Regions from separate parts of the Homo sapiens genome. Here region 2 is linked to region 1. The links are chromatin loops, found by intact Hi-C in ENCODE. Cell type or tissue: CD4-positive, alpha-beta T cell. All regions are shown on one strand. Links, peaks and the distances in the headings refer to the core of each region. The heading gives the core; the rest is flanking DNA. Region 1 has its middle 21 kb from the start of MFAP3L. Region 2 overlaps PALLD (palladin, cytoskeletal associated protein).

Region 1 (11,547 bases), core at 1,923-9,922:
TTCGAGACCAGCTTGGCCAACATGGTGAAACCCCATCTCTACTAAAAAGAAGAAAAAGAAAATGCACACCTATAATCCCAGCTACTCGGGAGGCTGAGGCAGGAGAATCCCTTGAACCTGGGAGGCGGAGGTTGCAGTGAGCCAAGATCACCCCATTACACTCTAGCCTGGGCAACAAGAGCAAGTTAGAAACACACATACACAAAACATTTTTCACAAACTGTGTTTTCCTACAGAAGGAGTTATATTTTGTTATTGAGCCTGCTGTAGGGAAATATGGTTAACAGATAATAAGATAATAGTAAACTCCATCTCAAAATAAATAAATATAAATAAATTAATTAATTGGTGAATGAGAATTTACTTAGAGTCCTCTGCATGAGTTTCTCCCCAATCTGCAAGTCTAATGGGGTGACTACCTCTGACTACTTATGTTGGATTTCACTGTATGTGTTTATATATATAAAATATTGAGATAAACGCAGTGTATTTTGATTGATAGGTGTTATTAGTCTGCTAGGTTTGCTGGAACAAAGTACCATAAAGAGGTTGCACCCAAGAATCTTCCAGAATCCTACTGGTGCTAACTCTCCATAGGTTGGTTATTGTCATTCTGTCCCCCCAAAATTCATGTTGATATCCTAACCCCAAGAAGCTTAGAATGTCAGCTTATTTGGATATAAGGTTGTTGCAGATGTAATTAGTTATGATGTGGTCATGCTGGAGTAGGGTGGGCCCTTAAATTCAATATGACTGGTGTTCTGATAAAATGGGAATATGTGGACACAGATGCGGCTCAAACAACAGAAATGTCTGACAGGTCTGGAGGCTAGAAGTCAAAGATGAAGGTGTCTGCAGGGCCATGCTCCCGCTGAAGGCACTAAGGAATCATCTGTTCCAGGATTCTCTCCCAGCTTCTGGTAGTTCCTTGTCTTGTGGCAGCAAACTCCAGTCTTCACACAGCATTCTCCCTTTGTGTGCATCTGTGGATGTCGACGTGAATTTTGAGGGGACATAATGACAATAACCAGCCTATGGAGGGTTAGCACCAGTAGGATTCTGGAAGATTCTTGGATGCAACCTTATTATTATTATTATTATTTTGAGACAGTCTCCCTCTGTTGCCCAGGCTGGGGTGCAGTGGTGCCATCTCAGCTCACTACAATCTCTGCCTCCCGGGTTCAAGCAATGTTCCTGCCTCAGCCTTCCAAGTAGCTGGGATTACAGCTGCACACCACCATGCCAGGCTAATTTTTATATTTTTAGTGGAGATGGGGTTTCACCATGTTGGCCAGGCTGGTCTTGAATTTCTGATCTCAAGTGATCTGCCCGCCTTGGCCTCCCAAAATACTGGGATTACAAGCATGAGGCACTGCGTCCAGGCTCCTCATGCCTTTCTCCCAACCCAGTGACCCCTCTCCTCCTCTCTGTCTCTCTGAATCTCCCCATCATCCCAGCTCCAGCTCACCTTATCATCATTAGGAAATCTTTGTTCTCACTGGCAGGGACCTTGCCCAACTCTGCACTTGCAATCTTGACCACCAACCTCTAGTAATTTGGTTCATTCTGTCTCCTTATTTTTTTCTAGCTGATATTTAAAGCATAGCCACCATATGTTATCTATCATGCCATGCATTTACTAGGTTCCTGGCATTTATAAATTGAGCACTTTCTGGTTTTATTAAGAAAAGGAACTCCGATACTTAGGCACATGAAACTTTTCCACCTTCAGATTAATCACCTTAATTAATCTTAAGAGTGGATATGTAGGCCAGGCAGGGTGGCTCATGCCTGTAATCCCAGCACTTTAGGAGGGCGAGACAGGCGGATCATGAGGTCAGGGGTTCGAGACTAGCCTGGCCAATATGGTGACACTCCGTACAAAAATTAGCCAGACGTGGTGGCGCTTGGCTGTAGTCCCAGCTACTCAGGAGACTGAGGCAGAAGAATCAGTTGAACCCAGGAGGCGGAGGTTGAAGTAAGTCGAGATCGCGCCACTGTACTCCAGCCTGGTGACAGAGTGAGACTCTGTCTCAAAAAAAAAAAAAAAAAAGTGGATGTGTGAACGTGTTGGGGTGGAGTTGAGCAGTGAGGTAGCAATGAGTCTGTTAATTATTGAGTACTCAGCTGACTATACATTGTCCAAAAAGCAAACCAGCCGCCATTTTCCACTTTGATAACATAAGCAAATTGCTGGGAATGTATATTCAATCATGTATTTGGGAATTTGAGAGTTTCCAGGGACATCAGACTCTATTGGGCCTGTCTCTGTGACAAGGTTATGTGTGAAGGCAAGAACCTTTTCTTTTACTTCTTAAAGCCCAGCATAATTCTGGGGACAGAGGCATGCTTATTAATGCATTACATTAGCATTAGTGAAGCCAGAGATTTCCTTAATGTAAATAAAGTAAATAAAGAAAAATGTGGCCAGGCACAGTGGCTCACACCTGAAATCCCAGCACTTTGGGAGTCTCAGGCAGGCGGATCACTGGAGGTCAGGAGTTCGAGTTCAGCCTGGCCAACATGGTGAAACCCTGTCTCTACTAAAAATACAAAAATTAGCTGGGCGTGGTGGTGGGCGCCAGTAATCCCAGCTACTCAGGAGGCTGAGGCAGGAGAAGGCTTGAACCCAGGAGGCAGAGGTTGCAGTGAGCCAAGATCACGCTACTGCACGCTAGTCTGGGAGACAGAGTGAGACTGTCTCAAAACAGAAAAAAAGAAAAATGTGTTCTTACTGTAATAGACTCAGTAAATATTTTGCAACTAAACATAAATTTACTATAATTACCAAGTGGAGTTTGTCATTTTAATTTTGAATAGTATGTACTACGGTTTGAGTATGCCCTCCAAAACTCATGTTGAAATTTAATTGCCATTGTGACAGGTTTTTTGTTTTGTTTTGTTTTAGCTTTTGTTTTTTTGAGATGGAGTTTTGCTCTTGTCACCCAGGCTGGAGTGCAATGGCCTGGTCTCAGCTCACTGCAACCTCTGCCTCCCAGGTCAAGCGATTCTCCTGTCTCAGCCTCCCAAGTAGCTGGGCTTACAGGTGCCTGCCACCACGCCCTACTAGTTTTTGTATTTGTAGTAGAGACGGGGTTTCACCATGTTGCTCATGCTGGTCTCGAACTCCTGACCTCAGGCAATCCACCTGCTTCGGCCTCCTAAAGTGCTGGGATTACAGGCATGAGTCACCATGCCCAGCCTATGACAGGTTTAATAGGTGGGACCATTAAGAGGTGTTTAGGCCATGAAAGCTCTGCCCTCATGAATAGATTAATGTTGTTATTGTAGGAGTGGGTTTGTTATAAAAGCAAGTTTGGCCCTCTCGTGCTCTCACCCCCTCTTGCCCTTCTGCCTTCTGCCATGGGATCATGCTGCACTAAAGTCTTCACCACATGTCAGCATCATGCACTTGGACTTCCAGGACTCCAGAACCATGAGCCAAATAAACTTCTTTTCCTTATAAATTACCTAGCTTGTGGCATTCTGTTATAGCAACACAAAATGGACTAAGTATGTGACATATGCTTTTAAATGTTATAAAAATTGCAACCATACATTAACCGTTCTAAAACATTGAAAGTAATATTTCTTTAGAGTGAATGAAAACTTATACATTTGAAAAAAATGAATGAGACTTCTGAGGTATGTAATATAAAATTATACAGGCCTGACATAGGAAGGCAAAATAAATTAAATATCTTAATTGGAAAATTGATATTTAACTGTATTTGCCCCCCTATGACTTAAGAGTAGTCTAGACATTATACTTTTCTATCTAGTGTGCTGAAATATGTCTTGATGGTAAATTCAAGTAATAGCTACACGTGTCTTGTATTTTTGCAGTTAGTTGAATGAACAGGTTTAGTTATCATTAGTCATAGAACTCCAGGCCACGGTATGATTAAATAATATTCAATTTATAATTCATTCTAAATATGAGTTTTATATTTAGATTCCTGTTGAGATATCACATAGAATAAAATAATTTAGCTCTCCCTCTCCCTCTCTCCCTCTCTCCCTCTCCCCACAGTCTCCCTCTCCCTCTCTTTCCACGGTCTCCCTCTGATGCCGAGCCGAAGCTGGACTGTACTGCTGCCATCTTGGCTCACTGCAACCTCCCTGCCTGATTCTCCTGCCTCAGCCTGCCGAGTGCCTGCGATTGCAGGCGCGCGCCACCACGCCTGACTGGTTTTCGTATTTTTTTGGTGGAGACGGGGTTTCGCTGTGTTGGCCGGGCTGGTCTCCAGCTCCTAACCGCGAGTGATCCGCCAGCCTCGGCCTCCCGAGGTGCCGGGATTGCAGACGGAGTCTCGTTCACTCAGTGCTCAATGGTGCCCAGGCTGGAGTGCAGTGTCGTGATCTCGGCTCACTACAACCTCCACCTCCCAGCCGCCTGCCTTGGTCTCCCAAAGTGCCGAGATTGCAGCCTCTGCCCGGCCGCCACCCAGTCTGGGAAGTGAGGAGCGTCTCTGCCTGGCCGCCCATCGACTGGGATGTGAGGAGCCCCTCTGCCTGGCTGCCCAGTCTGGAAAGTGAGGAGCGTCTCTGCCCAGCCGCCATCCCATCTAGGAAGTGAGGAGTGTCTCTGCCCGGCCGCCCATCGTCTGAGATGTGGGGAGCGCCTCTACCCTGCCGCCCGGTCCGGGATGTGAGGAGCATCTCTGCCCGGCCGCCCTGTCTGAGAAGTGAGGAGACCCTCTGCCTGGCAACCGCCCCATCTGAGAAGTGAGGAGCCCCTCCGCCCGGCAGCCGCCCTGTCTGAGAAGTGAGGAGCCCCTCCGCCCAGCAGCCACCCCGTCTGGGAAGTGAGGAGCGTCTCCGCCCGGCAGCCACCTCGTCCGGGAGGGAGGTGGGGGGGTCAGCCCCCCGCCCGGCCAGCCGCCCCGTCCGGGAGGGAGGTGGGGGGGGTCAGCCCCCCGCCCGGCCAGCCGCCCAGTCCGGGAGGTGAGGGGCGCCTCTGCCCGGCCGCCCCTACTGGGAAGTGAGGAGCCGCTCTGCCTGGCTGGCCGCCCCGTCCGGGAGGGAGGTGGGGGGGTCAGCCCCCTGCCCGGCCAGCCACCCCGTCCGGGAGGGAGGTGGGGGCGTCAGCCCCCCGCCCGACCAGCCGCACCGTCCGGGAGGTGAGGGGCGCCTCTGCCCGGCCGCCCCTACTGGGAAGTGAGGAGCCCCTCTGCCCGGCCAGCCACCCCGTCCGGGAGGGAGGTGGGGGGGGGGGGTCAGCCCCGTGCCCGGCCAGCCGCCCTGTCCGGGAGGTGAGGGGCGCCTCTGCCTGGCTGCCCCTACTGGGAAGTGAGGAGCCCCTCTTCCCGGCCACCACCCCGTCTGGGAGGTGTACCCAACAGCTCACTGAGAACGGGCCATGATGACAATGGCGGTTTTGTGGAATAGAAAGGGGGGAAAGGTGGGGAAATGATTGAGAAATCGGATGGTTGCCGTGTCTGTGTAGAAAGAGGTAGACATGGGAGACTTTTCATTTTGTTCTGTACTAAGAAAAATTCTTCTGCCTTGGGATCCTGTTGATCTGTGACCTTACCCCCAACCCTGTGCTCTCTGAAACATGTGCTGTATCCACTCAGGGTTGAATGGATTAAGGGCGGTGCAAGATGTGCTTTGTTAAACAGATGCTTGAAGGTAGCATGCTCGTTAAGAGTCATCACCACTCCCTAATCTCAAGTCCAGGGACACAAACACTGCGGAAGGCCGAAGGGTCCTCTGCCTAGGAAAACCAGAGACCTTTGTTCACTTGTTTATCTGCTGACCTTCCCTCCACTATTGTCCTGTGACCCTGCCAAATCCCCCTCTGCGAGAAACACCCAAGAATGATCAATAAAAAAATAAAATAAAATAAAATAAAATAAAATAAAAAAAGAGTTCCTCCTGCCTTGTCCTCCTAAAGTAGTTGGGATTACAGGTGTGAGCCACCGCACCTGCCCTAAATTTTTTTTAATTTGGTGTCCTGAGATAAGAAAATGTTTCACCATTTGTTAAAATTTTCTTTTGTATCATTTACAAAATTGTTCATTAATTTCTAATAGATACATTCAATGTTTTTTATACTGAGACAAAAAGGAATTTTGAATTTTTTGCAATAAATTGCATTTTAGTTGTGAATTTGGCATTTAAAAAATCCATTCTAATAAATTTTCAGTACAATTAAAAAAAAATAATTTACTGTAATTCTTTCTGCAAGCTTTTAAAGAAATTATATGAGGTAAGACTGCCGCCTGCTGGTCAAGATGTGTTGCTCATTTACATTTCAAACTTGTTTTTCACGATAGCATAGGATGTGATAAATCCAATTCAAAGCAATCCAACATACAGACTTTTGAGATGTCCTAGGTTGTCACAAATTATTGATGCTTGGACATTCTAACAATTATCATTCCCACAAGCCTTTCGTGTTTATCCTTCCCTCTTGATGACTGTTGATAACAAATCTCTGGCTGCATATTTCTGAGTCTTTGAAATGTACAACTTAGGGGCTAAGTTGCATTTATGCTCCTTTCTCTTGAGCAATGTGAGCTAAGCATCCATCTGTAGGTGAGAGATCTCTAAGTGTTGCTGAACCTGCTGCATAACTGCACTCCTCTACCTTATCTTTTTCTGACGACATCTCACAAACATATTGGCAATGCTGCTTTGTCCTCTTCTGGAACCCCAGCATAAAGATGTCCCCCACTCCTCTCACTGGCTCTGAGCCCAGCCCCAAGGTCACCCATCACTCAGGTGATCCTCAGCTCAGCCCTAAGGTGACACAGTCTTGTATCATGACTCCAGGGGAGCAGTTCCCAACCTTTTTGGCACGAGGGACTGGTTTTGTGGAAGACAATTTTTCCATGAACCGGGGTTGGGGGGATGGTTTTGGGATGATTCAAGTGCATTACATTTGTTGTGCACTTTATTTCTATTTTTATTACGTTGTAATATATAACAAAAAGTTAGACAAGTCACCGTAATGTAGAATCTGGGAGCCCTGAGCTTGTTTTCCTGAAACTAGATGGTTCTACCTGGGCATGATGGGAGACAGTGACAGATCATCTGGCATTAGATTCTCATAAGGAGTGTGCAACCTACATCCCTCACATGTGCAGTTCACAATAGGGTTCACGCTCCTGTGAGAATCTAATGCCCCTGCTGATCTGACAGGAGGCGGAGCTCAGGCAGAAATGCAAGTGATGGGGAGCAGCTGTAAATACAGATGAAGCTCGCCTCCTGCTGTGCAGCCCAGTTCCTACTGGGCCATGGACTGGGGGTTGGGCAACCCTGCTCTAGGGGACAGATAACTGAGTTTGAAGGCCTGCTCTACCCCTGACCACCTCAATTACTCATTTTGGTTGTGATGAGCATGCACTCCTATAATAAGTAAAAAATAAGTTGTTATAAACATCCTTCCCTAAATGCTTCAACCACCAACCTGCCCTGACCTGAGGCTGATGCTGAGTTCCAAGGGGGCTCAGGTCTAAGAAACAAAGTTCAGATGCAAGTTCTTGGGTGTCAGTTTCAGTTCCCAGACATTGCTCCACCTTCTCCTTATTCCCAAGAATACCAAATTATGCACATCCTGTCTGCTCTCCCCAAACTTACTGAGCATGTTGAAATTAAATTGTACCCTGACAACTTGAAAATCCTTTTCATGATTAAACAAATATTTATGGAACACTTTCCAGGTAGCAAGAACTTGCTAAATACTGCATTTAAAAAGATGAATGTGCTTTCCAAATGCTTAATTTGCACCATGAACACTGCTTATTCAGGACTGCCAAGAGAGACCCATCCAGCAGAGGTATCTATCAACTCTATTGAGGAAAAAAAGGCAAACACAAGAAATTTCAGGCACGTGAAGTTTGTAAGACCAAGAAAGGTAAAAAAGAAATCTTGAGAAATTCAAATGTGACATTATGTAATAGCCAGGAAAGTTACTTTGTTGTTGGGATTAAAATAGTTAAGAGATTTTTGTGAACTTCTTCTGGACATGGGCTCTTTTCCTGATCTTGTATTTCCAGCACCTCTCACAGTAGCTGCATATAGTTAGCACTTAATTAACATTTATTGAACTAATTGCCTCACTTGCTCTTGCTTACTGAAACAGTCATAATCATTATCCCCTTCATCTAGCAAATACAAAGTTAGGCGGAATGCGCACAGACTAAGTAAGAAACAGACAAGTGAAGCTGGAGAAGCTTCAAATGTTTGGAGGACGCCTGGGGCATTTCTCCCCAGGCTCCAGATGAATTCTGTGGTGCTAACTGTGATGCAGGAAACTTGGAGTCCCTGGGATTGCAAAGTCTGTCTGCCAAGGAAGGAGGTCTTCAAAGTACATGAGAAAGGAAAACGAGAATGAAAAATGGATTTGGCAATAAAGATGAGGGAGAAAGTCATGCGTCACATCTCGGTGAACCTTTTAACTGCTGATAATAGACATGTATAGCAGAGTCTTCTAAGGCTCACAAATAACAACAATGACGCTATGTGCTTTGCATGCATTACCTAAGTTAATGTTCAAAACAACTGGAAGCAGATTTGCCCCATTTTACAAATGAGGAGGAAACCGAGGTTCCGGGAGGTTGCTAGCTGCTCGGTGCAAGAGGCCTAGATTTCTGCGTATCTCAGCTTTCAACATGCCTTTCTCACTAAGCTTAATTATTTCTAGCTTTTGATTTAAAGTGAGAGACTTGAGATTCTTCCTTTCACTTCAACACTTAGAGGTTATTGCAAGATTCTTTTTTTTTTTTTTTTGAGACAGGGTCTTGCTCTGTCGCCCAGGCTAGAGTGTGGTGGCACAATCTTGGCTCACTGCAGCCTCCACTTCCTGGGCTCAGGTGATTCTTTCATCTCAGCCTCCCAAGTAGCTGGGACTACAGGTGTGCACCAGCATGCTAGTTAATTTTTGTAGTTTTTGTAGAGACAGGGTTTCTCCATGTTGCCCAGGCTGGTGTTGAACTCCTGGACTCAAGTGATCTGCCTGCCTCAGCATCTTAAAGTGCTGGGATTACAGGCTATTGTAGGATTTTTGATTGATTGATTGATTGATTGATTGAGATGGAGTCTCACTGTGTTGCTCAGGCTGGAGTGCAGTGGCGCAATCTCAGCTCACTGCAACCTCCACCTCCCAGGTTCAAGCAATTCTCCTGCCTCAGCCTCCCAAGTAGTTGGAATTACAGGCATGTGCCACAATGCCTGGCTAGGTGTATTGTTTTGTTTTTGTTTTGTATTTTTAGGAGCGATTTGTATTTTTGGTATTTTTAGGAGAGATGGGGTTTCACATGTTGGCCAGGCTGGTCTCAAACTCCTGGCCTCCAGTGATCCACCCGCCTTAGCCTCCCAAAGTGTTAGGATTACAGGTGTGAGCCACTCTGCTCGGCCGGTATTGTAGGATTCTTAATTGGCCTAATTTCAATATTGTTGCGTCTCAGAAAATAGGGAGGCCTGAGGAGAGAGATGGGGAAATGTCTGGTGTGTGAAACAGAACACACATAACATTTATTGATGAAGTTTGCTATCTTACAGGGGCACAGTTCATGGCAACCCCCAAAATTATAATAGTAATGTCAAAGACAATTATCAAGCAGCATAACATATATAATAATAATTAAAAAGTGAAATATTGTGAGAATTACCCAGATGAGACACAGAGACGCAAAGTGAAGGCATGTGGTTGGAAAAATGGTGCTAATGCAGAAGGTTGCCACGAACCTTCCATTTGTAAGAAATGCAGTCTCTGAAAAGTGTTATAAAGTAAAGCTCAATAAAGTGAGGCAGCCCTGCACATGCCTTGTTTTCTCTGCTGCTGCCATGCTGGTCTCCTGCCTGTTCCTGGGCTGCTGAATTGAGGAGGCTCAAACTTGCTTTAGGGCCTTGCTCTTCCCTCAGCCACCACTTGTCTAACATGAGTCTTTGCTCACCTTCTCACTTTCTCAATGAGGACTGAGCACCACCCCACTGAACACTGCGACATGCTCTTCCCCTGCACTCCCAGACCCTCTTCTTTACCCTCTCCAACCCATCATGGTCCTTTTACACTTCTAACATCCTATGCAATCCACTTATTTATTATGCTTATTCCTTTCTTTTTTTTTTTTGAGACAGAGTCTTGCTCTGTTACCCAGGCTGAAGTGCAGTGGCGTGATCTTGGCTCACTGCAACCTCTGCCTCCTGGGTTCAGGCAATTATCCTGCCTCAGCCTCCCAAGTAGCTGGGATTACAGGCATGCACCACCACGCCCGGCTAATTTTTTGTATTTTTAGTAGAGACAAGATTTCACCATGTTGGTCAGGCTGGTCTTGAACTCCTGACCTCAAGTGATCCACCCACCTTGGCCTCTTAAAGTGCTAGGATTACAAGCGTGAGCCACTGCGCCCGGCCTATTATGCTTATTACTTATGGGCTTTCCCCATATTCGAATGTAAGCTCCACGATAACAAGGACCTATTCACTGATAGTTCACAAACACTCAGAACGATTCCTGGCAATGTGGGCATCCATACATACAGTTTGAATAAACATATCCTTTTGTTCGCAAATAAAAATGGGATTGTATTGTAGAAACTGCTTTATAAAGACTCTTTGGCCTCATATTTTTTGAATGTGTTCTCATGTCAACAGACATACGATTCAAATATTTTTCTATCCGCATCATGGGCTACTACTGAATACCAGTTTTCGTCAGTTAATGTTTAATCAATCAAGCAATTAATTTGCTTTCATGGTAACCTTTTTTAAAAACAGCTTTATTGAGATGTAATTCACATACCATAAAATCCACCCATTTAAAATGTACAATTCACCTGTAATCCCAGCACTTTGGGAGGCCGAGGCTGGTGGATAACCTGGGGTGAGGAGTTCAAGACCAGCCTGGCCAACATGGTGAAATCCCTTCTCTACTAAAAATACAAAAAAAATTATCTGGGTGTGCTGGCGAGCGCCTCTAATCCCAGCCATTCGGGAGCCTGAGGCAGGAGAATTGCTTGAACCTGGGAGGCGGAGGTTGCTGTTAGCCGAGATCGTGCCACTGCACTCCAGCCTGGGCAACAAGAGCGAAACTCCATCTCAAAGAAATTAAAAAAAAAAACCAACAAAAAACAAATAATAAAGTGTACAATTCCATGGCAACACATATCTATTGAGAGCAAGACATCTGCACTGCAATCGGTTCTGAGGTTACAGCTGTGAAGATACAGTGCTTGCCCTCACAGAGATTATGGTCTGTGGGGAGAAGGGGACAGGCAGAAATTAATAAATACTTGCACAGATAATTACTTCTTAGTGTGGTAAGTGCTACACAGGAAAAGAGACGGCGTGTCCTATGTGTAATTAACAGAAGACCCTAACTAGTCTTAGGGCCCAGGGCAGGGTCCTGCCAGGAAGTGGAATTTACGCTGAGCCCTGTAGGATGAGTAGGAGTCAGGCAGGCGAAGGGAGAACGGCTGGTGGGGGGACTGGAATGTTGTTGTGGATGGATATGTAGGTTGTTTAATTATTTCACTAATAAATGCTGTAATGAAGGGCCTTAAATTATTTCCTTAAGGCAAATCCCTAGAACTGATA
Region 2 (11,547 bases), core at 1,376-9,375, 1.1 Mb before region 1:
TTACCATACTGGTTATCTCTATTTTTAATCATATTTAAGAAAGAAATAACAGTACTGTCTTTCACTGGACTGGCACATAACTGTCCTTAAAACGCCTGCCATTAAAAGAATATTGGAAACAAAAAGTAAACTGCCTATTGATTTCACTATGATGATCTGACCTGGATAAAGAAAATGTGAAAAATCGGCCAGGCACGTGGGTCACGCCTGTAATCCTAAAACTTTGGGAGGCCGAGGCAGGTGGATCACCTGAGGTCAGGAATCCGAGACCAGCCTGGCCAACATGGTGAAACCCCGTCTCTACTAAAATACAAAAAAATCAGCCAGGCATGGTGGCAGGCGCCTGTAATCCCAGCTACTCAGGAGGCTGAGGCAAGAGAATTGCTTGAACCCGGGAGGCGGAGGTTGCAGTAAGCTGAGATTGTGCCCACTGCACTCCAGCCTGGGCAAGGAGCAAGACTGTCTTAAAAAAAAAAAAAAAGTGAAAAACCTTGCCACATGTACAGATAGATCAGGAAAAAAAAAAAGTTAGTGTATTTAAGCTTTGAAAGGGGAAAAAATCCTGACGATAAGCCAAACACTAAAGCAGCAGCTTGCTTTTCCTCCAAAAAGCCCCCTCCCCTTTTAGCCCCTGAGGAACATTCCTAGACACTGATTATCCTTAACTGGTACTAAATTTTCAGGAAAATAACTAATTCCACTCCCATAGCAACAAGCATCACTATTTTCATGTGTGCTGAGAGTACAGATCTAGTTACATTGTGACCTGCTGGTGGTGACCTTCAGCTCCTGAGATCATGCTGTCTTTACTTAGCCAGGAGAACTGGGGTTAGAAAAAAGGTACAAGGGGCATTCTCTTTGCCCTAGCATGAGTAACTATCCACTGGGTAGGTTCACTGTGAATCACGTGGTTTGAGAGTACGCGTGCTTTGGGCATCTCTCCTACTAAACATACTGTGGCTTCAGTCAGTAGATGGCTTATCTAGGATCTAACCTGGTAAAGTAGGAACAAGCAGTGCCGCTTTGTTTCTAGATGTGGGAACAACAAGGAGCCTGACCAAAGATGTCCACTCCCTCTTCCTCCACACCACTTCTGATGACCTCCAAACAGGTCAGGCAGTGTACATGGAGAGCTGGGGACAGCAAGTGGATAGATAGGAGAACACAGAGCCTGAGTGTCTCAGAAGCCAAGCTGCCTAACTACTGCTGTTTGTTTCCAAAACCTCTTCATCCTTTTAACCAGTCATTTAAGTTTACTTTAAATGCTGTAGCCCTTTGCTACATGTGTGGTGGGAGGCATCTTGCAGGTAATATCAGTTGAGTATCACGTAGCAGGAATGGAATTTGTGAGTCCTCTGGCTGATGCTGGCAAAGCTAGTTCTTCAAAAGAACTGTTTTACAGTCTAAGTGACATCTTTTTGTATATAACTTCGTACTAGTAAAGTTGGGGGTAGGGGGTAAAAAGGCCTTCCTTAACAGTGCATTTCTTCCATTCAAAATCAAGGGCAAAACTAAAAAGCTGGCAGATGGCGACCATCCTGACCCTTTGCGGCACAACATGTTATTAGCAATTAAATGCTTTTATCTGATCTCTGGTCCACACAACTGTCAAGGTCTCAAGATTTTATGATGTTTCCATTGTGATGGTAATTTGTTGAGATGGCTTTCTGGGTAATTTCGTATTGCTCTTGTTATTCAGTTTCAAGGATTATAAAATAATAATAGCAGCCCTGTGTGCTGACGAATGCATTCTCCATAACTATGGCTGCTCCTTGATGAGAAGCTTTACAGTACTATATATAAATGCCAGCTGAGTATTTGTTATTATTGTTGGACATCTTTTTTCAAAGAAGCCCAGAGCCTGGTGCTGATATCATCCCATTAATCTCCATAGCCCTGGGCAAGGTAAGACCATGACAGCAATTTTTTAAATCCCATCTCGGTCTTCTCTAGGTTGCTCTGTAAGAATTGTTTAGATGTAAGCTGGTGAGTGCTCAGGAAGCCAAAGTTTAAAGCAAAAGTTTTAAGCAAAAGAGTAACATGAGCTGATACTAAAAGCCATCTCTTGGCCCGGTGCAATGGCTCATGCTTGTAATCCCAGCACTTTGGGAGGCTGAGGCAGGCGGATCACCTGAGGTCAGGAGTTCAAGACCAGCCCGGCCAACATAGTGAAACCCTATCTCTACTGAAAATACTAAAAATTAGGCTGGCATAGTGGCAGGCATCTGTAATCCCAGCTACTCAGGAGGCTGAGACAGGAGAATCGCTTGAACCCGGGAGGCAGAGGTTGCAGTGAGCTGAGATTGTGCCACTGCACTCCAGCCTGGGCAATAAGAGTGAAACTCTGTCCAAAAAAAAAAAAAAAAAAAAGCCACCTCTTGTACTACTGAAGGAGGAATTTATGCAGACTTCTTAGCTACCAGTGATTTCACTCTGTTTTAATACAAAAATTTACATGTATTTCTTTTATGATTTAGGTCAGTGGGTTACCAACCCCAGATCTAAGCTGGCAACTAGATGGAAAGCCCGTACGCCCTGACAGTGCTCACAAGATGCTGGTGCGTGAGAACGGGGTGCACTCTCTGATCATAGAGCCAGTCACGTCACGTGATGCCGGCATCTACACATGTATAGCTACCAACCGAGCAGGACAGAACTCATTCAGCCTGGAGCTTGTGGTTGCTGGTAGGCTCATCTGTGAATCCTTGCTCTCTGACAGAATGAACATCAGACTTACAAATGTAAACTAATTCTACATTACTAACCAATACGGAAAATAAAGTATTGAAAAAATAGATTGTATCATCAAAATAGCCAATGAGGACATGGTTATAAGGCCTAGCAAAACAGAAACAGAAATCTTTCATTTCTCCCACTAACCTGGCAAAGAGAGAAAAAGATTTTATTAGCTCTTTTGGGTCATTCGACCTCCTGTGTGTATAGTGGCCCCTAGTGTTACATAGAGAAATAGTAACAGCAGCATGGACTCCAAGAACCAAAGAATTTGCTTATATATAAAGTTTTATATTTATATATATATATATATACACACACACACACACACACACACACACACACACACACACACCTGGTTTTTAAAACAACACTGTCATCTACCCTCATAGTCATTGTCAAACTACACTCAGATTTGCTTTTTCACTGATTATTGTGTAGGTAAATTCTGTAAAAGTGCTGTTACATGAAGTCTTATGCTTTGAGAAGCCTAAAAGGAAAACACATTTATGGAAAGGTTTTTATACCATCCTTAAGAGTTAGGTGTTGAGTACCTGATCTCTTTTAAGAAAGAACATAACAAAACATTTATTTCTTCTACCTCTTTATGCAAAGTGCTTCATGTACATTATGTATCAGTTGGCCCTCACATGAGCCTTATGAGATAATCAGAGCAAATCTTCTCTGAATTTTCCAGGGTCCCACTTAGTAAGCTGATGATTAGATTTAACACAAGACTCCTAGTGCTCTTCTAAACACACTACGTCACTGAGCTCTTTCAAGAAATAGAGTAGCAATGAGAATAAAACCCAAGAAGTCTTGACAAAACTCTTGGATTATGATTCTGATAATGGTACCAAGATGTTTTCACATAAAAATGTGGTAAATATGTGGACTGTGGTGCTACAGGTTAGCCATGCTTTCAAGTTTTGTACAAAGTACTCTATATTCTTACATGCTACAATTGATTTCATTCCTCTAACCTCAAACTAAAACTTCACTTTTCTGCTGTTAAATATGCCTTTTGATCACATAGATACCTCAGTGCGCATCAGCTGGCACTCCTGTCAGAAGACGGTGATGCACAGTAATTGGAAGCAAAGTCTTTGGGGTCAGATCTGCTCCAGTCCCGGCTCTTGTCGATTTTACTAGTGTGACATTTGGCAAATAGCTATCTCTGCGACTTAGTTTCTCCATATATAAAATGGGAATATAATGCCTCACAGTGCTTTCCTAAGGATTAAATCATAAAAATGTGTATGAAGCTCTGCATAACTAGTACCCTGCACAGCAATGCTGCAAAGTGGTAGATGTTATTCTTACTGATGAGTTGCTATGACATTAAGACTTGTTTTATACATTTTATGTTCTTTGCAAAACTGGAGCCCCAGAAAGAATACAAAGTGAGCTTCTGTTCCCACTTCTCCCAGAATAGCCTAGGATGGGCAACCATGTAAAATTCAATAAAAATCCAACCTTCTAACTAACTCGTGGTGTTGGAGAGTATTAAGCATTTGAAAAGTTCAGGTAGAATTTTCATCCTTTTTGAGCTCTTTCCTAGCTGCTTTGCTGTGATATATCTGTCACTCCAGATGAGGGAGTAGTGGTGGAAAAGGAATGCATTCTCAGATTCATTGTTGGTAGTTCAAAAGAAAATAAGTAAACCTTATTCATTCTCTGAAGTACTTTCCACCACTACTACAACTGATCCAAGAAAACAATTTCCCATTGGATGGTATTATTCAGAGTGTTATTAACAATCAGTCCTGAATTTTTCAGAATAGTACTAAAGTTGTCTTTTTTTTTTAATGGGTTCCTTCCTTCAAGGTTATAATAAAGCTTTTTTATAACCTTCAAAGAATACAAAGTGGAATTTGTAATTTATAGGATATACATTCCTAGTTTACAGGTAACTATTTAAAGCTGCCAAATTTAGATAAAGATGCCTCCCCTTTAAATTGCCCCCTTTAAATTCTATGGCATGTCTCACTTAAGAGTTACAAATATTCAGAATATTCATGGCAAACATGGCAAACGGCAGTGAGGGAATCTAAGTGGTCAAATTCCTAGAAATACTTGTCCTCAGCACCACTAGGTGGCAGTAGTTGGTTGAGGCTGTGAATGATCGGTAACATAATCACTAGTAGTGAAGCCATCACAGATGCTAGCAATGACTTAGGAGTCTCCCACAGCTGGTCAGACAGGCATTCTGTGAAGCAGATGGCCAGTGGACAGTGTGAGCCTATCAGACTTGAATTAATTGAGGAAATAAATGAGCGGAATGAAGTATACAGACCTTTGCTTGGTAAAAGAATAATTTGGAGAGGGGACTAGCATCTTACCACCTGGAGTAAAAAATGGTATCATAAAAGATCTATTCAAGCAATATTCCAAAAGCCTTCTGAATTCTTTCTAGTGCTCCTTTTGTATATCATTGATAGAGAATTCATCTCATGTTTTCTTAGCTAAAGAAGCACACAAACCCCCTGTGTTTATTGAGAAGCTCCAAAACACAGGAGTTGCTGATGGGTACCCAGTGCGGCTGGAATGTCGTGTATTGGGAGTGCCACCACCTCAGATATTTTGGAAGAAAGAAAATGAATCACTCACTCACAGCACTGACCGAGTGAGGTAAGACTGCACAATGAGAACCTGATCCTTAACTGTTCAGTCCTAATGATGTATCAAAAGATACATTTTATATAGCATGGAAATCTATGTGTAAAAGCCACATAGATGTTTTGATTTTTGATGAAATCAATCAAAGACAAAAACCATGCGTTACCCAATGTAGGATTAAGCTTTTAGAAGGAAGCTATGGGTGTTTGATCTAATGGTGATTTCTTAAAAGTGTTTATCATTCTATCTAAAAGAAAAGATGAATTCATTTGCTTTAGTGATAAAAGACTATTCAGTGGTTTTTGTAAAGGCAGATCCTCAACTAGGAATTAAGCACACAGATGTATTCAACTCTTGACGTCTGTTCTTTCTCCCATTAACTTTAATGGAGCTAGTAATCTCTACAGAATAAGTATGACCCTATTATCAGCTACTTGCACAATTCTGTTTCTAATGATCTAATTAAAAATGATGCTTCATGTCCAAAGCCACTTTTAAAAAATTTAGAACCCTAATGACTTTATCCTTTTCTCCAGCATGCACCAGGACAACCACGGCTACATCTGCCTGCTCATTCAGGGAGCCACAAAAGAAGATGCTGGGTGGTATACTGTGTCAGCCAAGAATGAAGCAGGGATTGTGTCCTGTACTGCCAGGCTGGACGTTTACAGTGAGTGCCACTTCATCTCATTTCATTGCGTTTACTCATTAAATTATGAAAAATTAGACATCTGGACAGCAAATCACATTACTCTTTATAAACAACTATTGTGTTTTATTTGTCAAAAAAATTCATATTGCTCTCTCTCTCTTTCTATTTGTAGTTTCTCGACATTAATAGTGAACCACACCAGGAGAACAAATACCCAAGTATCATTCAGGAACTTTGAATTATTAGCAAAATATGCATGTTGATTTCTCTTACATTGGCTAGTTAGTTGTGGCTTCCTTACTCAAGCATCCTTAGGAGTTAACAGTAGGCAAAGGCATAACCATGTTTTTCACATGTTCTTGTTACTGTGTTCTGCAAATGACTGCCTTTTAACATTTCTTCCTATATTCTATCGCAGTGTCCTAATGCACTCTAAACGTGTGTTCCATTGATCCTGGAATGCGTACTTTTGTGGCTTAGTGCTTTTCTCATTAATATATCTTAAGCAGCCAGCAGTAGACTTGTGTTTGTATATTTGTGTACATGCATCCCAAATTTAAAGAAAATTATTCCTATTGAATTTACAGTCTAGTACAATCAGCATTATGTTATCCATTGACATAAAAAAAACACTAGAAAAAAATTAAGAATTTATTTAAGAATTTATTTCAGATTTTGCCTCTTCTTGAAATAACTATGTGAGGGTCATCAAGAAATGTGTGGCCTCAACCTTCCCTACTGTACGATTCCTTTCAGTTGATTAGTGTTAAAGCATCCACATCCAGCAGAATTCCTAAGTGCTATAATTATTTTAGAGAAAATATTTTTTAAAAGGAGAGGGGGGATGAGAATTAGGAAGCTTATCAGCTATTCCAAAGGATTCCCTGTGCTGCAGTGTTTACTTAAAAAAAAAAAAGATAAACTACACTTGACCTTTGTAATCTAGCTGCTTTATTCCCACTATCCTGTATAGACAGTAAATCTGCAACATGTGAGTAAAATGCAAAAGTGTTCCTAAATTTTCCATGTTTCTACCATGGATGTGTTCAGGTGCCTTGCATCTATCTAGACATTCTGTATTTATTTGAAATATCTAAAGGCTTTCCAAGTATATCTTGATTAAAAATCTTAATTTACTCTTTTTCTTTGTAGCCCAGTGGCATCAGCAGTCACAGAGCACCAAGCCAAAAAAAGTACGGCCCTCAGCCAGTCGCTATGCAGCACTTTCGGACCAGGGACTAGACATCAAAGCAGCGTTCCAACCTGAGGCCAACCCATCTCACCTGACACTGAATACTGCCTTGGTAGAAAGTGAGGACCTGTAATCCAGCATTCTTGTTAAAGCTGAAACACTGAAACAGCCATTGCCTTGACCAACATATTCCTTTGTCACATTATGTAAAAGGCAGAAACATACCTTTGACTATAAGAAATTAAAAAAAAAACACCAAAATAATATTTTTCTTACTTGATATACCAAACTTAGTTTAAGTAGATAATGCTAATACAAATATACACATTGCACAGAAAATACACATTTACTGTCCAATTTAAAACTTTGGAATTGCTGTGATTAAAGTGATCAAAATGCCAAAATACTAAAGGAAATCAATTGTTCACAGGTAACTACAATTTGTATTATCTACAAGTGCCTTTAAACACAAGATATAGGTGCTGTGTAGCCTGATAGTGTGAAATGTTTAATGAGGGAGTTGTACCACAAACAGTACTACAATGATTCTGAAGCACAGTGTATTCAGACAGATACAGTGAACCAAGTGCAATATGTAAGGATGAAAGAAGAAGAGATGACAAAGAAATCCAAGTAAATGCCTTGTCTTTGCAAATGTTTTTATATTAAATCATAAGGAAGGAACTACTTGCCTTAAATGTTAATATCAAAAGAGTTTTCTAACAAGGTTAATACCTTAGTTCTTAACATTTTTTTTCTTTATGTGTAGTGTTTTCATGCTACCTTGGTAGGAAACTTATTTACAAACCATATTAAAAGGCTAATTTAAATATAAATAATATAAAGTGCTCTGAATAAAGCAGAAATATATTACAGTTCATTCCACAGAAAGCATCCAAACCACCCAAATGACCAAGGCATATATAGTATTTGGAGGAATCAGGGGTTTGGAAGGAGTAGGGAGGAGAATGAAGGAAAATGCAACCAGCATGATTATAGTGTGTTCATTTAGATAAAAGTAGAAGGCACAGGAGAGGTAGCAAAGGCCAGGCTTTTCTTTGGTTTTCTTCAAACATAGGTGAAAAAAACACTGCCATTCACAAGTCAAGGAACCCAGGGCCAGCTGGAAGTGTGGAGCACACATGCTGTGGAGCACACATGCTGTGGAGATTGCAGTGTGTCTGAGGTTTGTGTAGTAGTGGAAGATTTTAGGTATGTAGAGCAAGTTGAAAATGGATTGAGACTGCATGGTGGCATAAATGAGAAATTGCCTGTAGCATCTAGTCTACTTGAAGGAAGTGGAGACATAAGGAGAGACAAAAACAGGTTTGTGCCATAAAGTATTTTTTCAAAGACACCAAGATGTGGTAAATGAAAATTATTAGTTCACTTCCCTGCTGCCATGAAACTTTGCCTTAAGAAGGTGCTGGATTCCAAGGTTTGTAAAGGCATCTCGGTAAAGACTGCTTTTTGAATGCATATGATTTTGCATCAGCTAGACTGAGTTGATTCTGACCAGACTTGATGGTTTTAAGTCGGAACCGATAAATTTTAAAAAGGAGAAAAAATAATTTGACCTAGTAGTATAAAACATGAGGCTTTAATGGTACTTTGCTATGAAAAGAAAACACTGTATTCCTTATGCAAAACACATGTATCTTTCATTATTTATAAGTGGCCTCTCTTAGCTCAGTTACTCAATTCATACGTAGTATTTTTTAAAATAATTTTATATCTGTGTACCACCCCATATATTTCATATTACTGTTTCACATGTACAGCTTTCTACTTCTTTGTAAGAACACCAACCAACCAAGGTTTAAGTGATTAATAGGCTTGAGCACCGGGTGGCAGATGTTCTATGCAGTGTGGTTCAAGTTTCTTTGACCGCACTTATATGCATTGCTAATATGGAATTTAAGATACCATACACAGTCTCTCATGGACCTATCTCTATTGTAGAATTATGACTTATGTCTTACTTGCCAAATTTTTCTGAATGTGACCTTTTTTTGCTGATTTGCTGGGTTTGGGATTAACTAGCATTATTTTGCCACCTTTATATTGTATTTATAAAAAAAAAAGTACTATCAATCAATCATACTACTTTGGATTGTTGTGCTGGTGTAATGTGGATTTAACATCAATAAATATTTGACAAATAATAGTTGCAGTTTTGTGAAGCAAAATAAATATTCAGTTTTAGTTTTCTGTTGCTGCCATAACAATTAGCATAAACTTTGAGTGATGTTTGAGGCTTCAGCATCACTCATTTATTACTCACAGTTCTGTAAATCAAGTTCGGGCAGGATGTAGCTGGGTTCTCTGTTCAGGATCTTATAAAGCTAAAATCATTGTATCAGCTGGACTGTATTCTCATCTGGAGCTCAAGATCCTCTTCAAAATTCAAGTGGTTGTGATAGCTCTGTGCAATTGTAGAAGAGACGTCTCCTTTAGTCCCTCAGCCAGGAGCTCTCTCTCTCAGCTCCTGAAGGCCGCCTGTATTCCTTGCCATGTAGCCCGCTCCATCTTCAGGGTTAGTGGTGAGAATCTCCTTCACCTCAGATCCCTCTCACACTTTCTCTTTGTCAAAGGCCCAGTCCCTTTTAAATTACGTCAGGCCCATCCAGATAATCTCCCTTTCTTAAAGTCACCTGACTTTGGGAACCTTAATTACATCTGCAAATCCCTTCAAAGCAGCAGCTAAATCGCCATTTGATTGGAATAACTGAGAGAAGGTGTGTATACACCAGAGGATGGGGATATTAGGGGCCATCTTACAGTTCTGCCTGCCACAGCAATGTACTGTAGGTATGCATGTAAATACACACCAGTGCCATGACGTACAAGGATACATAAAATACAGCAAGATGATATAAATTAAAAGTGAGGGGAAAAGGAAGAAAGTAAGTATAAATGGAACAAGGAATGAGATATTACACACACACACACACCCATATTCATATACACATATAGCATTAATATCTACATAGTTACAACAGACGGACAACATATTTGGGCCTAGGCTTTCCTACTACGGGAAAGAGAAAGCTGGTCATTTATCTAATTCACAGCCTCCATAAGGTGAAAATATTTCATCTTTTACATATGCAATATAATGGAGCTTTGAGGATACATTTGAATTAGACTAGAATTGTGTATTTCACATTGTCTTCTATACCCCATGACTTGCTATGTAGTTTACAAGATTCATTATATATTTTAATGCTGAATTTGTCCTTGATTTTCCCTTTTATGAACATGCATAACATGACAATCCCCTTGGCTTGCTCAGTAGCTACAACCTCCTTTATCATCATGTAAATTTAGTTTGACCCCTTTAAATTATAGAAATACAACTTCTATATTATGGTGGTGAGGAACTTGAGTGTTGGAGTTGGCCAACCAGGATTTGAATCCTAGCTCTTTTGATCATGTGTGACCCATAAGCAAGTTACTTTACCTCCCCAAGCCTCAGTTTCCTTATTTGGAAAATGGAGATTAAAATAGCACCCCTCTCTTTGTGCTGCTGTGAAGATTATATGGGATGATAATTTTGACATGGTACCTGGCACATAGTAAGAGCTCAATAAATTTCAGCTATTATTTTAGTGTAGTTGGAAACTAAAGTAAAATTTCAATTACAAAATGTGTACACACCTAACAAAATTCCACAGATGGTTAAAATTTGTGAACTTGGATGGGAAAAACATTACCCCCTAGCTGAAATTTAGAATTTCCTTCAATTATGAATGTAGGCAACAAAACACAACAGTATAAAATACCTGGGACTGTCCTAGTAAAAATTATATTACAAATATTGAAATATCTTAAAATCCATCTAAATTCAGCATTACTTCAAAATTATGGCAGTTGTTAGAGTTACCAATAGATGTAATTTATAGGCATTTGTATTATAAATTTGTTTTTAATACTTTGATAATTACTTAAAAATAATTTGTTTTATGTATTTTATGCCTCCATGAACATTATTTTGAGAAGGGATCCAGAAGATTTACCAGAGGGTCAAAAAGGCATATGGCACCAAAAAAATTAAGAACCAGGCCCTACAGAAGCTTAAATACGTAGAAAAGGATAAAAAATTTGAGGAAAGCCTAATTTGTCATTAGTAGAAGAAGGAACAAAACTAATTAATTCATACAATGAAATATTACTTACTATTCAGAGTTAAAGGTAAAGAAATGGATTTACTTCTATTGGCAGGGATAAATATGAAAAACAGCATTTGACGAGGAAGGGAAGTTACATAAGAGTGATGTCAGCAAGATGGCTGACTAGAGGTTCCTGGCATTCATCCCCCCAAGAAAGGATCAACAAATGAACAAACAGT

The links. Hi-C counts contacts between places; a loop is a spot of excess contacts. Peaks named below come from ENCODE experiments on the same cell type or tissue, not always from the same donor. Only the 100,000 strongest peaks of a DNase experiment are listed, where the experiment ranks them.
Region 2: it touches region 1 in a loop (8-fold over the local background); 5 of 110 quality-filtered maps call a loop at or near these places.

Annotation. Positions count from the first base shown.
Region 1 is chr4:170,041,729-170,053,275 of GRCh38, forward strand. No RefSeq gene overlaps it. Among named protein-coding and RNA genes, the nearest start is that of MFAP3L, 21 kb to the left of the region's middle. RefSeq lists an enhancer at 3,737-4,276. In CD4-positive, alpha-beta T cell, for the core only: CTCF peaks have their summits at 6,211 (motif pointing left) and 6,413; a DNase peak (open chromatin) is centred at 6,243.
Region 2 is chr4:168,919,057-168,930,603 of GRCh38, forward strand. PALLD (palladin, cytoskeletal associated protein) reads left to right here. Exons shown (of 22, transcript NM_001166108.2): 18 at 2,478-2,685; 19 at 5,199-5,364; 20 at 5,889-6,022; 21 at 6,177-6,222; 22 at 7,157-9,385. The coding sequence ends at 6,190. It also overlaps a transcript of CBR4 not described here. Among named protein-coding and RNA genes, the nearest start is that of CBR4, 85 kb to the right of the region's middle. In CD4-positive, alpha-beta T cell, for the core only: CTCF peaks have their summits at 4,793 (motif pointing right) and 4,993; a DNase peak (open chromatin) is centred at 4,835.